Linked DNA regions of Homo sapiens: all the other regions are linked to region 4. A link is a contact called in ENCODE Hi-C or POLR2A ChIA-PET data. All regions are on one chromosome and are shown on one strand. Each heading gives the region's core, a stretch centred on a gene start or an enhancer-like site at or near the end of the contact. The rest is flanking DNA. Distances are from core to core; before and after follow the strand shown. Region 1 overlaps MARCHF3 (membrane associated ring-CH-type finger 3). Region 2 holds the start of GRAMD2B (GRAM domain containing 2B). Region 3 holds the start of PHAX (phosphorylated adaptor for RNA export). Region 4 holds the start of SLC12A2 (solute carrier family 12 member 2). Region 5 holds the start of C5orf63 (chromosome 5 open reading frame 63).

Evidence for each region. A loop is a pair of places that touch in the nucleus more often than their neighbours do. ChIA-PET counts read pairs that join two places held with the same protein, here RNA polymerase II (POLR2A). Pooled maps may share reads with other maps.
Region 1: a loop to region 4 is called in a map with no recorded cell type, with 10 times the contacts of the local background. The contact joins the enhancer-like site here to the promoter of SLC12A2 in region 4. A Hi-C loop is called at or near these places in 1 of 168 maps with a recorded cell type or tissue (B cell), 2 of 37 single-sample maps with no recorded cell type and 6 of 50 pooled maps.
Region 2: a map of CD8-positive, alpha-beta T cell shows a loop between it and region 4 (10-fold over the local background). The contact joins the promoter of GRAMD2B here to the promoter of SLC12A2 in region 4. A Hi-C loop is called at or near these places in 3 of 168 maps with a recorded cell type or tissue (CD4-positive, alpha-beta T cell, CD8-positive, alpha-beta T cell and naive thymus-derived CD4-positive, alpha-beta T cell), 1 of 37 single-sample maps with no recorded cell type and 8 of 50 pooled maps. POLR2A ChIA-PET finds 5 or more read pairs at or near these places in 1 of 52 experiments (MCF 10A).
Region 3: a map of CD8-positive, alpha-beta T cell shows a loop between it and region 4 (3-fold over the local background). The contact joins the promoter of PHAX here to the promoter of SLC12A2 in region 4. A Hi-C loop is called at or near these places in 5 of 168 maps with a recorded cell type or tissue (CD4-positive, alpha-beta memory T cell, CD8-positive, alpha-beta T cell, OCI-LY7 and 1 more), 4 of 37 single-sample maps with no recorded cell type and 14 of 50 pooled maps. POLR2A ChIA-PET finds 5 or more read pairs at or near these places in 3 of 52 experiments (GM12878, T-cell and activated CD4-positive, alpha-beta T cell).
Region 5: a pooled map shows a loop between it and region 4 (9-fold over the local background). The contact joins the promoter of C5orf63 here to the promoter of SLC12A2 in region 4. A Hi-C loop is called at or near these places in 1 of 37 single-sample maps with no recorded cell type and 8 of 50 pooled maps. POLR2A ChIA-PET finds 5 or more read pairs at or near these places in 2 of 52 experiments (CD4-positive, alpha-beta T cell and OCI-LY7).

Annotation. Positions count from the first base shown.
Region 1 is chr5:126,971,138-126,973,837 of GRCh38, reverse strand. The region is part of intron 1 of MARCHF3 (membrane associated ring-CH-type finger 3); the gene reads left to right. Among named protein-coding and RNA genes, the nearest start is that of MARCHF3, 58 kb to the left of the region's middle. RefSeq lists enhancers at 1,215-1,264, 1,285-1,374. Within about 2 kb of position 1,382, at least 9 of the 41 ENCODE cell types and tissues checked have a DNase peak (open chromatin) inside an H3K27ac peak, as active enhancers do; they include B cell, where a contact is called at or near this core.
Region 2 is chr5:126,421,785-126,424,658 of GRCh38, reverse strand. It overlaps GRAMD2B (GRAM domain containing 2B), which reads right to left and starts at 1,250. Exons shown (of 14, transcript NM_023927.4): 1 at 970-1,250. The coding sequence starts at 1,052. RefSeq lists a silencer at 1,146-1,275.
Region 3 is chr5:126,599,464-126,602,274 of GRCh38, reverse strand. PHAX (phosphorylated adaptor for RNA export) reads right to left here and starts at 1,328. Exons shown (of 5, transcript NM_032177.4): 1 at 1,217-1,328. The coding sequence starts at 1,312. RefSeq lists enhancers at 1-548, 549-1,396, 1,397-2,246 and silencers at 911-1,160, 1,281-1,490.
Region 4 is chr5:128,082,327-128,085,027 of GRCh38, reverse strand. It overlaps SLC12A2 (solute carrier family 12 member 2), which reads right to left and starts at 1,262. Exons shown (of 27, transcript NM_001046.3): 1 at 318-1,262. The coding sequence starts at 1,073. It overlaps SLC12A2-DT (SLC12A2 divergent transcript), which reads left to right and starts at 1,853. Exons shown (of 4, transcript NR_152813.1): 1 at 1,853-2,058. RefSeq lists an enhancer at 109-278 and a silencer at 769-1,598.
Region 5 is chr5:127,072,159-127,074,858 of GRCh38, reverse strand. It overlaps C5orf63 (chromosome 5 open reading frame 63), which reads left to right and starts at 1,357. Exons shown (of 5, transcript NM_001164478.2): 1 at 1,357-1,408. RefSeq lists a silencer at 1,281-1,500.

The sequences.
Region 1 (2,700 bases), core at 133-2,632, 1.1 Mb after region 4:
AGATCCTTCAGTCTCCAACTTATATTTATGCCTGAAAATAATGTTCTTTATGGCCATCACCTTAGGCAATTTGGATGGTGATGAACTACAAAAACGTATATATGTTCTTACTAATACGGATAACTTACTGCTTTATCATTGCACAGAGGCAGTAATCCACATCTCTTTCCTAGCACTACTGAAGTAGGTAGAGTCATTACAATGCATTTTAGTCAAAAGGAATGTGAGAGTTGAGGATCATTGCCCCCAAATTCTCTCTGCCACCCTCTGCACTTCTGCAATTGTCTGCTTTAGCATCTAGCTAGGTGAGCTCAGATGTGGTCTGAATTAAGAGCAGTGTGACCTCAGAGCTGCCAGGTTTGCAGGCGCCTCCCCTACAGGTGGAAGCTATACTTCTGGATTGCTCCACCTGGCAGGAACCCCAGAGAGGTGGAATTCCATGCGTTGTGCTCGGACCTCCACAAACTGCAGGCTGATACAGAATGTGTTTACTGGGTTAGTGCAACCTAGCATGCAAACGTGGACACAGGATAGTCACAACTCCCACAGCAGCCTAAAGGAACTATGCAGGTCAGGTTGTGAAATGGCACCCAGAGTTATTTAGAAGGGCGTTTGGAATTCATAACGAGGTTGGTTTTGTTTTAAACCCTACTGTTGTCCTGGTAGGAAACAATGAGTGTTGATTACATTTTATTCTACTTAACATCAGTGCTTCTCAAGGGAGATATTGGTGACATGGAATTAGGTCTTATATTCAGGCATATAGCAAAAATAAATAAAGAACCTGGGGAGAAGATATTAAAATTTTAAGTAAAAGTGGAAATGAGACTACGAACAAAGGCAAAGAGAAAGAATATTTTAAACTGATATATCATGTGATATAGAGACATTAGCATACACTTTTGTTGGGTACGGGGAGAAATGTGGTATATAAATTATGCCAAAATCAAATTTTTCTCCATTGCTGGAGTGTATTTGGGATGGGTTTCAAAACTCTCTCAAATATACAGGGTTTTTTTGGTGTTTTTTTTACATCCTGTTTCAACATCCAGGGTCTAGACATTGGACTTCCTTCAAACAAGAGGCCAGTGAGAATAAATTTGAGCATGCAGTTGTTAAAACCACTCTCTTCCTCCACGTAGCTCTTGACAGCAGCTGCAGAAAATGAAACCTGTTGGGGGTGGAAGTGGATGGAGGTAAGGCAGTCTCAGATGGGAGGAATATGCTGATAGAGGAATCTGACCCTCAATTAATGAATGGCATCAACACCTTTCATGTTGAATGGCACACCCGAGGCCTGGGTGAGACAAGCAGGGAGAGAAGAGAAAGATCATATCTTGTTAATTGACCTCATCTCACCTCCTCCCCCATAAAAGCACATGACTTGTAACACAGAACTTCCTTTAATTTCATCAGACTACCTTGCCCAGAAACGAAGCACAGTAGTGATTATGAATGAACAGATACTTTGCCCCTACCTCTTGCCATTATCTCTTCCATAAACTTACTTAGGGAAAGCTAACATGAATCTCACTTCCTGGTTTTTAGGGGGTGATTTGAGGTTCTGGGAATTTTTTTTTTTTTTTTTTTTTAGTTCTTTAATTTTAAGCAGTCAAACACTCTGTTCCAAACAGAATGCAAATCCCACTCGTTGTACTCCTAACTTTGTATTATAAATGTTGGACTCTGTGAAAGCAGCAAGAGTAATGGTATAACTGGTGTGGATAATGACAGCTTTTGGTCTTGGAAAAGAAAAAAATGAAAAGACTTGTTCAGAATTGCAGAGCCAGGGAGTCTGGCAGTTTTTTCTCATATTTCTAGGTGATAGACAAATTGTTAGTTACCACATGTATAATTTATTAGTAATTGCTCTAATTTGCCTCCTAAGTTTCTAAGTTGCCGGTTCACTGAGATCAACTGTTTTGTACCCATAAAATAAGAATCATATGGTAATTTAATGAAGTAGCTAGCCAGTTAGCATGGTTTCTGTGCAAATGCAGTATTACCCTTGCAATTTAGAAAAGGGGGAGAGGAATAACAGTGTCAAACTTCTTAGAAGCCTAGTGACTAATTGTCACTTACTGGGATTAAAATGCTACACCCACATTTTCCTCTTGTGGACATATGGACACTAAGATAACTGTCTTTCCTTTGGGTTGTGTTGCAGTCTCTTTAAAACAAAATGCTTCCTTCCTCCTGGGAGCAGTGTAAGAGCTGCTGAGTGAAGGAAGCTGGATCCCTCCCATGGGTGATCTCTGGGAGAGAGGCCTAGAGCCTGCTAATGAAGTTAGAGCACAGCTTAAGGTACAATAGACCTGCTGCAAGGATGTTGGGGATAGGGTCAACATAGAACATTTGTTTTTTCTTTTCTTTTTTTTTTTTTTTTTTTGAGACAGAGTCTCGCTCTGTCACCCAGGCTGGAGTGCAGTGGCGCGACCTCGGCTCACTGCAACCTCTGCCTCCCGGGTTCATGCCATTTTCCTGCCTCAGCCACCCGAGCAGCTGGGACCACAGGTGCCCACCACCACGCCCGGCTAATTTTTTGTATTTTTAGTAGAGACAGGGTTTCACCATGCTAGCCAGGATGGTCTTGATCTCCTGACCTCATGATCTGCCCGCCTCGGCCTCCCAAAGTGCTGGGATTACAGGTGTGTGCCACCGCGCCCTAGCCTGTTTTTTCTTCTTAAAGCAAGCATTCTA
Region 2 (2,874 bases), core at 1-2,500, 1.7 Mb after region 4:
GGAGCAAGTCATTCTAATCCTCTTAGAAGAAATGTCCATGGGGACACCCAGACTTCAACAAGACTTTGAGCCTAGTGATAATTAATGTAAGTTATGAAGTTCAAAACAGAAGTTAGACCGGGTTTCTAAGCACAAAAATTTGGCAACTTAAAATGATTTCAAAGTGGAATTATCACATCAGTATAACCTTATGATAATACATATCCCTCCTTCCTAAATTACTCATATCCTGATACCAGAACAAGAGTTTTAGAGCTCAGAAGGGTTAGTGTCTAAAATCATAGACTGAATTAGAAGTGACTTCAGTAGGCTTAGAAAATACCACTTTGTAGGAAAAAAACAACCTCTCCTCCCAAACCAATTTTACCAAAGACTGCAAAATAGATAAATATTTTAAAAGTAGAGAAGACTCAATTATAGGCTAAACTCTTTATCATACCTTGTCTGTGTGTTTAATGTGGCAATGGTCACCAAAGTCCCTTGAAGTACAGTAATATTCATTTGTGCCTCCCCCATCCCCACTCTGCTCTTGAAGTTCCAGAAGGGCAGATCCAAAATAACATTTATCCTTGTATTGCCCATCGTTATTGAACAAGTAGATACTCAATTATTTGCTGAACTAAAATGAATTTGTGAAAATGGTCATTCTAAACGAAGGGCTGTGTTGGGACTTTGAGCTTCAATGTGGTTAGGCTTATTTTCTACAAAATTATTTTCCCAACATCCAGTGAGTTTTGAATTAAGAGAATTTGTTTAAATCCTACAGTAGACTTTTCAATCAATCTAAACCATCTCCTTAACTGAATATCTAGACAGAGAGAGAGAGTGAGAGACAGAGAGAGCGCGCCACAAGATTGTCCATATAGGAGCTCCAGAAATCCGCATCCACCCAAAATGCGTCCCGGGGCAGAGAAGTTTAGGCTGCGCTCCTCCCACCTCCTTGGATGGGTCCCAGCTGAGAATACTCACTGGGCTGAGCCAAGTTTGCTCTCCCTCTTCCCGAGCACTTTCGCAGGCTTTGTGTCTTCCACATCTTGCTGTAGTTCAGTCATCGGGGCCGTGTCTGGAGGGCACCTTCAGACTTCCGCGCGCCTGGCTCTGCCCCGGCTCGTCCCGGCTTCTAGGTCCGGGTGCGCAGGCCAAGCAAGCGGCGCCGTGCCCTCCCCTGCACCCTCCGCCCAGCGCATCCAGGCCGGGCCGCGCCAAGCTCCCGGGGCCGCGGACCTGGACACGTCGGAGCGGGCGCGATTGGTCCGACCCACTGTGGAAAAGCCGAGAGGGAGGGAAGGGGAGGGTCGAAGCGAAGTGACAGCCTCTTTCCCCAACCCAGGAGGCAGAGAAGAGAAAAAGGAAACCTGTTGAACGAGTCTTTCGGGAGAGGAAGCTAATTGGCCAAGCAGGTGGAACATTTGCCTAAGAAGGCACAATCTGTTTAGCCTCCTGGTAAATTAAGCTTTTTGTTTTCTATCCCGACTGTAACAGGGGGATTTTTAGAGGGCAGCCGGCTCTAGATACCGGAAATGGAGACGTCTGAGTGGGACGCCCTGTCACACAAATGCGCTGTGTGGGCTGGCCTATGCCCCATCCTAAATTATTCAAACAGGATATTGCTTCATTGAGGGACTGCCTCTTCTGCTTAAACAATAGGTCTGCTCAATTTTTTATGTGGGAATAACAAAGGTAATAAGTAGTTGCCTTTGGTGGTGTTTTGGTTAACCCTTCATCGTTCTGGGGTGGGGGGGGTGGTTAGAGGGGCAAAGAAGAAGCAACCATCAAAATCTTCAAATATTGGGTTATGACTGTTCTCATCAAAATCAAAATTGGTGTTTGATAATTCCCAAGCCGTCTCTTTGTTGCCCATAGTTGTGCAAGTACCTTATTTACTATGCACTCAACCAGTACCGTGAATGCCTCTTCTTCCCACCTTTTGGTGACATTTTGACTTGCCTGTTCTAAGGTTTTGTATTGGAAGCATTCACTCATTCATTCATTGAACAAACTTTTGAGAGCTACAAAGTTCCAGGCATTGTTCTCAATCAGGGGTGTCCAATCTTTTGGCTTCCCTGGGTCACATTGGAAGAAGACGAACTGTCTTGGGCCACACATAAAATATACTAACACTAAGGATAGATGATGAGCTTTAAAAAAGGTCTGTGCAGGGGCCAGGCACGGTGGCTTACGCCTGTAATCCCAGCAGTTTGGGAGGCCGAGGCGGGTGGATCATTTGAGGTCAGGAGTTCGAGACTAGCATGGCCAACCTAGTGAAACCCCATCTCTACTAAAAATACAAAAATTAGCTGGGTGAGGTGGCGCAGGCGCTTGTAATCCCAGCTATTTGGGAGGCTGAGGCAGGAGAATCACTTGAGCCTGGGAGATGGAGGTTGTGGTGGGCCAAGATGCACCACTGCACTCCAGTCTGGGCAACAGAGTGAGACCCTGTCTCAAAAAAAAAAAAAAAATCCGTGCATAAATGTCACCATGTTATAAGACAGTTTATGAATTTGTATTGGGCTATATTCACAGCTGTTCTGGGCTGCAGGTTGGGCAAGCTTGTATAAACATTGACTTGTTATAGCAAATGACATTTGTATTGGTGGTTTTCTAATTTGCAATGGAGTAGTTGACAATTAGAATAATTAATATAAACGTTATTATTGGAAGCCTGACTTGACTTCAAAACAATTACAAGTGGCAACAGTAGAGCATGACATGCCTGGGAAAAAACGACTAACTATGTTCTGGGGCTGCAAGTCCTTCATTTTTCTCTTAAAATAAAGTTTAGATTTAAGAGTATTACAAAGACTATACAACCATAGTATGTACATGTATGTATGTAGTTTGTAGGGTGTATGTGTGTGTAAAACACCTAACCTT
Region 3 (2,811 bases), core at 79-2,578, 1.5 Mb after region 4:
AATTCCCGTTTAGAAAGCAGGGAAGCTGGGCCGGGCGCGGTGGCTCGCGCCTGTAGTCCCAGCACTTTGGGAGGCCGAGGCGGGTGGATCACTTGAGGTCGGAAGTTCAAGACCAGCCTGGCCAACATGGAGAACCCCCGTCTCTACTAAAAATACAAAAATTAGGCCGGGCGAGGTGGCTCACGCCTGTAATCCCAACACTTTGGGAGGCCGAGGCGGGCGGATCACCTGAGGTTGGGAGTTCGAGACCAGCCTGACCAACATGGAGAAATCTCGTCTCAACTAAAAATACAAAATTAGCTGGATGTGGCCGGGCGCCGTGGTTCACACCTGTAATCTCAGCACTTTTGGAGGCCGAGGCAGGCCGATCACTTGAGGTCAGGAGTTCGAGACCAGCCTGGGCAACATGGTGAAACCCCGCGTCTACCAAAAATACAAAAATTAACCGGGCGTGGCAGCGGGCGCATGTAATCCCAGCTACTCGGGAGGCTGAGGCAGGAGAATCGCTTGAACCCGGGAGGCGGAGGTTGCAGTGAGCCGAGATCGCGCCACTGCACTCCAGCCTGGGCAACAGCGTGAGACCACCTCAAAACAACAAACAAAATCAGAGAGGCTAATGCAAAAGCCTAGTGCCATGGTACCGCATGACAAAGCTAGGTTCGGTGGAAACATGGAAAACCAGATCTTTGAGTGAGCGATAAACTTCATTCCTGGGCCTCAGTCTCCCTTCGGCTCAGGGAGAAAATGAGCATCACAGGCTGTTTCAGGCTGATGTCCCTAGATGCTACATATTTGGCAAAATCTGCCCCTTTATGGTTACCTAGCGGCGATGGAGTGGGGAAGCCCCAAGTTTAGAAAAGAAAGAGCGGTAGGCGGAGGTGAGACGTCTAAGAGGCCGCCGCAAGCCGGCCTCCAGGAGGCGCCAGGGCTCGCGCGCCCCGCCTCGCAGGGAGCAGCCAGTTCGGGGTTCGCACGGCCAGCCGCTGCCGCTGCCGCCGTCGCCCCTCGCCCCTCGGCCCCCGCAGCCCGGGCTCCGTGAGCCCGCCTGGGGGACGTCTGCTCGCCCCTTCTGCGGCCACTGACCCGACAGCCTGGGCTCCTCGCTCTGGCCCGGGCTCCTAGCTCCCACCCCTCACCCTCACCGCTGCCTGCGCGCTCCCCGGGGCCCAGGCTCCGCGCGCCCAGCCACGATCACCCACCCTCCTTTCACACTCACTGGCAATTGCAGCGGCCTGTCGCTGGGTGCGACCGTCATGTCGGAATCCGAGTCGGAAAGCTGCCCATCTTCCATATCGCCGACCTCCAACGCCATCTTCCCGCGGTGCGCTGCGCTGCACAGCGGCGGGTCAGGAGAGCACTTCCGGCGGGGCAGCCGGAAGGCCCGGCGGCTCGGCTGCTCGGGCGCCCCCGCGCGGAGGCCAGCCTGTCCCAGCGGCCTGAGGCGTCCCATTGCATTCCAACTACCCCGGGAAAATGAATCCCTTGTTCCCCCAACACTTTTCTTCCAAACTTTATTTTCGTGCAAACATAAATATGTCACGTATCGCGGTCGTCTGGGATTCCTCCCTTGGCCGTACATCCTTCCCCTGTATGCTCTGGACAAGCCTCCCCGCTTCTGTTCTTGCTCCTCCACAATCCACTCTACATATTGCTTCCAGGGAAGCCTTTCAAGCTGTATAGTCCGCCCTCTGTATCCACTCCCCATCCACGGATGCCGAACCTGCGGATGGGAAGGACCCACCGTGCACCCCCACATAATGTAAGGGGCTTGAGCATGGCGGATGTTGGTATCTGTGGGGGTCCTGAAAACAATGACCCGCGGATACCTAGGGAGGATTGTACCTTAGCTCGAATCTTCCAAGTGCATCCCTCCCCAAAACAAGGACTGAGTTCTCAGCATGGTGTTTGAAATGTTTGTTTTCCGGTGTCGTAAAGAAATAGCAACATAAATTTAACTTACTGAATAAGGCCATTTTTACTTTCTGCAGAAAGGGTACACTCGCCAGCAGTTTTGCCAGGAGAGTACACTGAACAAAAGGAGACAGGGTCATTTATAACCTGACGTGTTTACCTTACTGCTGTGGCTGGTTTTTATTGGCTGGACCGGACCTCACATTTTGTATTTGTCCCGATTGGCTAGCAACTTAGAACTTTTTAAAAGAGGCAAAGGTAGAGGAGAACAAAGGAAGGAGGAAGTAACTTGTGGAATGCTGAGAAAGATGAAAACACTTTTAAATAAGGAAGAGGAACAGGCTATGACCTAATGCTTGCTTGGACTAGTAAAAGCATGCCAGGGCAAATATTTAGGCTAAATTGTGGGAGCTAAGAACATAAAGTACATTTTTTTTTATTATGGCTAGCAGATATTTAAGAATGTTAGCACAGATCTTTGAATAAATTTTGCTTTTAAGAGAAGTTACTATTTATTCCTAATTAGACGGGGAGGAAAGTTTTTGAAGAGGAACCTCTGTTTTACTTTGCCACATGGCAAACAAGGTCATGTGGACTGGGCATCTGGTCACTGGTCCTAGTGTGTCCCCCTGCCTAACCGCTGGCGCGCTGAACCTGTTGTTCCTCAGGCCAGGCCTCTGCATTTGCTGTTCACTCGGCCTGAGAGGCCCTTCCCTCAACCCACCCCATTCTTTAAGGGTTATCTTGGAACCCGCCTTTGCGAAAATTATAACAGTGAGAAAATTATGGCAGTGGGAGAGATCTGATCTAGCCAACCCCTATCTTGCTTTTAGCCTTCAAGCTGCCCTTAATTATTCCTGTGCTTGGGCCTGTCAATGTAACTTTGGGAGACATTTAGTT
Region 4 (2,701 bases), core at 13-2,512:
ACTACTGTCATTCAGAGGGATGGTGACTGTTGAGCGTGGGTGGGAAAGAAAGTGCACACGAGATACCTAACTGGATGGGGAAGGTTGTTAGAGGCAGCCCTCCGGTATCACGTAACTAGCCAAACCCGCTACAAACTTTTGAGAGATTAAGTTAACATTCCTCGGCAATTCCACCCTTGACAGCTGAATCCAGAGATGCCAGCAAGTCGTGCACGTCTACTACTCCCGCCACCTCAACTCGGGAAGAGTCTGCAGCCACATCCCGCGGTCGGCATGCACCAGGGGCTGGGGAAGAAGGGAGGGCTGGGCGAGCTCACCTTTTCCAGCTCGTCGTGGAGCTCCGCCAGGCTAGGCCGGAGCAGCTTCTCGCCCAGCTGCGCGGCTGTGTGCCGGTAGTGATCGATCCTGGGCACAGCGTCCATGGTGTTGTGGCCGAAGGTGCGCAGGTAGTAGGTGTTGGTGTGGGTATCATAATAGTAGTGCTGGTGGTGCCCACTGCCGCCGCCGCCGCCGGAGTGCAGGCTGCTGCCCTCGCTCAGCACCGTGTCCCCGCCGTTCTGGAAGCTCACGTTGGGCCCGTCGACTCCGACCCCGGCAGCATCTGACAGGCTGTCTTCAGCCGACGAGGAGGCAGCTGGGTCCACGAAGTTCACGCGGAAGCGGCCCTTGGCTTCCTCGCTGCCTTTAGCCGGCTCGCTCTCGCCGCTGGCTTCCCCGTCCGCGGGGGTCTGCTTGGCCCCCGCCCCAGCACCAGCCGCCGCCGCTGCCGCCGCCGCCGCCGCCGCCGCAGCAGCGGCCCGCCCGGCGTTCTCGGAAACCAGGTCCACCTGGAAACGGCTCTGGCTCGGGGTGGGCCCCAAGGGTCTGCCCAGCCCGTCCCCGGCCGCCGCGGGGCCCTCATCGCGGACCCCGCCGCCGTCCCGGCTCGCGGGCGCAGCATCCTCCGGCACCGAGGGCACAGCCGTGCCGGGCAGTTCCACCCTGGCTGCGGCCAGCGCAGCGGCTGACGGCGTCTCCCCGACCCCGGCCAGTCCCGGGGCGCCGGAGGAGGGCGCCGTGGGCCGCGGCTCCATAGCTGCCCGACCCCCGGCGGAACTGCAGAGCCCGGCGGACGTCTCCGGCAGCACGCCCTCCACACCCCTGGCCGGCGGTGGCCACAGCCGCAAGACCAGGTGAGAGAGTCTTTCTCCCCGCCGCCTGCGGGCCGCCGCTAGCCTGGACGGCCACAGAGGCCACCGGCAGCCGAGCGAGCGCGCGAGTGTGGCGGGCGCGGGGCGGGCCCCGCTGTTTAAAGCCTCGGCGGGGCTGCGGCGGCGGCGGCTCCGGCAGCAGCACGCGGGAGGCGGGGCCGGAGGCTCCTCCGCCCCTCAGCCCGCCCACCCGCGGTCCCGCAGCGGCGCGCGGCTGACGCTCCCTCAGCGATCCGGCCCTCCGCGGCTCCTGCGCGACCCCACGCAAAAGCGCCCCGTGCGAAGAGCGCGGCCAGCCAGTCCGCAAAGGGCCTCGGGCAGTGCGGGCAGCACGAACGGCGCGATCGGGGAGCAGGCGCGGCTACGCTCCGCCTCAGTGATGTCGCCGGGAGGATCTCCGCGCGGCTACCTCCTCTTCCGCCGCCTTCCTCCCACGCCTTCACCTCCCTCCCCCGCCGCGCTCTGCGGCGAAAAGGAGCGGGCTCCCAGGCCACCTCCCCTCTCTCCACCCAGGGGCCGCGCGTCAGTGGACCTGCAGCCCAGGCAACGGGGCTGCGGACGGCGCGCGTGCCCTGCCTCGCCTCACGCCGGTAGCTGATGCTCCCGCGGCAGCTGCCACCCCAGCGCCCCAGCCACGGCTTCAGAGGCTCTCGCACGCTGGCTTTTTTTTTTTCCCCCCGCTTTGGTGAACTCGCAGTACTTGGGCTGAGCCCGAAATCTCGCGAGATGCTGCAGGCGTCAGTGCGGCTTCCCACTAGGCGCGTGGTACCCGAGGCCGGGCCGGAGCCGCAGGCCAGCCGCGATTCCTTCGGGCGATGCTGGGGGCTTTCCGGTCGGGGCCGCAGCCGCTTCCGGAGCCGCGGGCGAGGTGCGTTCCCCAGCCTGGTTTGCTCTGGGCTCTGACCCGCCGCCGCGAATCTCCGCTCGTAACTCCGGGCCTGAACCTGGAGGAGGGAGGATTTCCTCTGTGCAGCTTTCGAGCGGTAGACTCACCCTGCCAGGCAGACCTAGATTGGCATAACCAGAGATCAGTTCCAGTTGTGATGCAGTGGGTGTCTACACACTTCTGATGACACCTTTATTTTAAAAGCTGATGTTCCAAGGTGAGAAGGGAGCTTCTTTGAGACGTCATGTTGTTTCAAGACGAGTTTTAATTTAAGGCATTTCCAAAAGTGATATGCAGCTCATCTCTCAGAATACAATGCCGGCAATAACTACCCGTGGAGTCCTTACCAGGAGGTTTCTGCGTGATTTGGGTTGTGCAGAATTCCTCTGCTTATATAGAAACAGAAAGGTACTCCTCTGCAGGTCTAGTTTCTCTTCGGTAAAATGTAAGGGAATATAACTGTGTTCCCACTTTCTTAGCAGCAGAAATTTTTAAACCTATAGATTATGCCCAAAGTCCTAAGTAAAATCAATGAATGGCGTCCTCCAATTACTTGGTTTTTATTTATGTACTTTTTTTTTTTTTTTTTGAGACGGAGTCTCGCTCTGTCGCCCAAGCTGTAGTG
Region 5 (2,700 bases), core at 108-2,607, 1.0 Mb after region 4:
AGTCACAAAATTCCCTCTTTAGCCTATCAGAAAATGCTGAAGTGACAAAGAACTTGTAAATTCTACTATCTTAATGTGGCCTCTAGCGACATCACATAATCAGTGTGGTTTGTTTAAAGAATTCATTCCTGACCTTGGTTTGCTTTGTATCTTTTTTAAAACCACTGAGTACACATTGAATTTATAGTGGTAAGCTTAAGGCGTCAGACAGCATGAGATGGAATTCCAAATCTACCGTTTTGTAACTGTGAGAACTTGAGCAAGTTATTAAACCTCCATTACTTCATCTGTAAAATGGTACTAGTAATACTTAATTGCATTGTTCTCAGGATTAAACAGACTAATGAGTATAAAGCTTTTGGTGAGCAATCAATAAATGTTAGCTTTGAGTATTACTATAATTATTATCCATCATTTTCTCATTATTTACTGTACCACCATTCAAGCCACCACACCTAGAACCTGGAATGCTCAGTAGCTTCCTCACCTCCCTGCTTGTTCTACTCTTGCCTATCCTAAACCCTTCCCATCTACTTCCCAAAGCTAAGGGGTCCTTTCAGAAGGGAAAAGCAATCAGTTCAATCCCCTTCCCACATAAAACAGAAATGCCCCCCGGCTACCCTTAGCACAAACCTGAAAGGCCCTGCATGGCCAGACTCTCGCTTACCCTCTCTAGCCTGTTTCCACCTCTCTTCCCCATTCCCTCTAAGTCTCAGCCATACTCGTCAGTCTTCCGCATACAACCCATACTGCACATCCTCCACCAGACCCTTCCCCCAGCCTGCAGAGCTCTGTCCCCAACCCACGCCCTTCAGATCCCAGCCCCAAAGCTACCTCTTCAACGAGATCCCACTCAGGTCTTTTCTCATATTCCTTCCCTGCAAAGCACTTAGCTGAATAAACCCATGGCCTATTTAATAAGGGATAATTTCCTAATATCTGCTTTCTCACACGATTTTCAGTTTGCGGGAGGGTACGGCTGCCAGTTTTGCTCATCGCATTCCCCATAACCTAGTTCAGCCAAGACCTAGTGGAGGAGGCAGTAAATATTAAATTAACGAAAGAATGGATGCATGCAGAGCGGTTAAAATGGCTCGGACTCCGCAGCCTCAAAAAGTTGGCTCCCGCACCTGAGGCCTCTTATTAAATGGTTCCCAAACATGCGGGGTCACTTTTCCGTATTTTGTTTTTTAGTTTGGCCTTGGTTTGTGTGTCACTCTTCACGAGTAAAGGTTCAGGCGCGGCCACCCTTGAGAGCGTAGACGGGACACCACCTGAGATAGAACGCCCAGCGGCAGTGCTGCCGGCGTGGGGCGGAAGTGCGGGGCCTGGGGCCGGCGCCTGGTGGGTGCGGGCGGAAGTGCCCGGCGCAGGGCGGAAGCAGAGGCGTTGGCGGCGTGAGGCTCAGGTGGGTTCCCTTAGTCCCGCGCCGAGGGTGAGCGCTCGCGGGTCTCCGCCTCTGAGCTGACGCGCAGGCTGGCGGGGGTTCGCTGTGCCGCGTGCTGCCCATTTGGATAGTCGTTATACGGAATTTAATTAAACCGGGAGCCATAAATCCATGAACTACTTGGGGGAGATTATAAACGCGTGTGTGTGTGTCTGTGATAGCGCTCTGGGAAGTAAATAAATGACGGGCGGGAAAAGGAAGCTTTTTTTTTTTTTAAGAGAAAGCAGAAAACATCTCGAGAAAGCAGAAAACATCTCAACTTCATACTCCTCCAGTGATTCGCCGATGCCCCGTCCCGGGTTTAATTGAATTCTATGAAGTGGTAGTGTAATCACACTTGGGAGCCCGCTGAGCTGACTGCCTTTTTAAATAAATATTTTTGAGCAGCCATGTTGACCTTTAATTGGGGTGAAAAGGTTGAAAGGTGCAGCAGGGAACATTGTGAGTGCCGGGGCTCTCTGGATGAGCTGTCTGGATCTCCTCTCAGCCTTATTGGGCAAAAGCAGCCCTCTGGGTACTGAACAATGAGAGAATAAATCAGAAACTGTACATTCTCAACAGATATTCACTTCTGACAAATAGCAGCTCATACAGTTTTTTAATAAGTCCAAGGGTAGAAAAGTCCCCACTAAAATGTCATTGTGAGTTAGGCTTGTGACTGTTTCTAAGGCTGTCTTTCACAGGGAATGTTTTGCTTGGGTGATCTTTATTCTTGTTTATTAATAAATAGTGTATATGTGGTACTTTATATTTTAGTGCCCTTAAAAAAAAAATCCATAGTATGGCCTTAGCTTGACCCCAAGATTCTCAATTCCTCAAGGACAGAGATGGTGTCTAAGATCTGTTATATCCCAATACTTTCTAGCGCATTTCCCAGAATTAGTATACATTGTCTTGTTTAAGCAGCCACTAGAGCTATGCCTTGGTGCACAATGCTGAACAAGTTGAGGTGTCTATTAGAGGTCGCAGTCTTCTCATTTGGTCATATTCTGAGGACTAGCTTATAAAAATGCATGTGAAGCTCTCTACCAATATTTGGAGCTGTATACATTGGGGTGCATTATAGGTAATTAGAAAGATTTAAAACACGGGGAAAAAAGATACACCCTGGAAATATTGGATAATTATGATAATACTGGGGCAAAGCAGAACTAATCATGGTTCTGTGTGAAATATCGTAGCCCAATAACCTGCGTCCTGCTCTGCTGAGGAATTGCCTGGAACCAGAAAGACCCTGTTGTGAAAATTAAGAT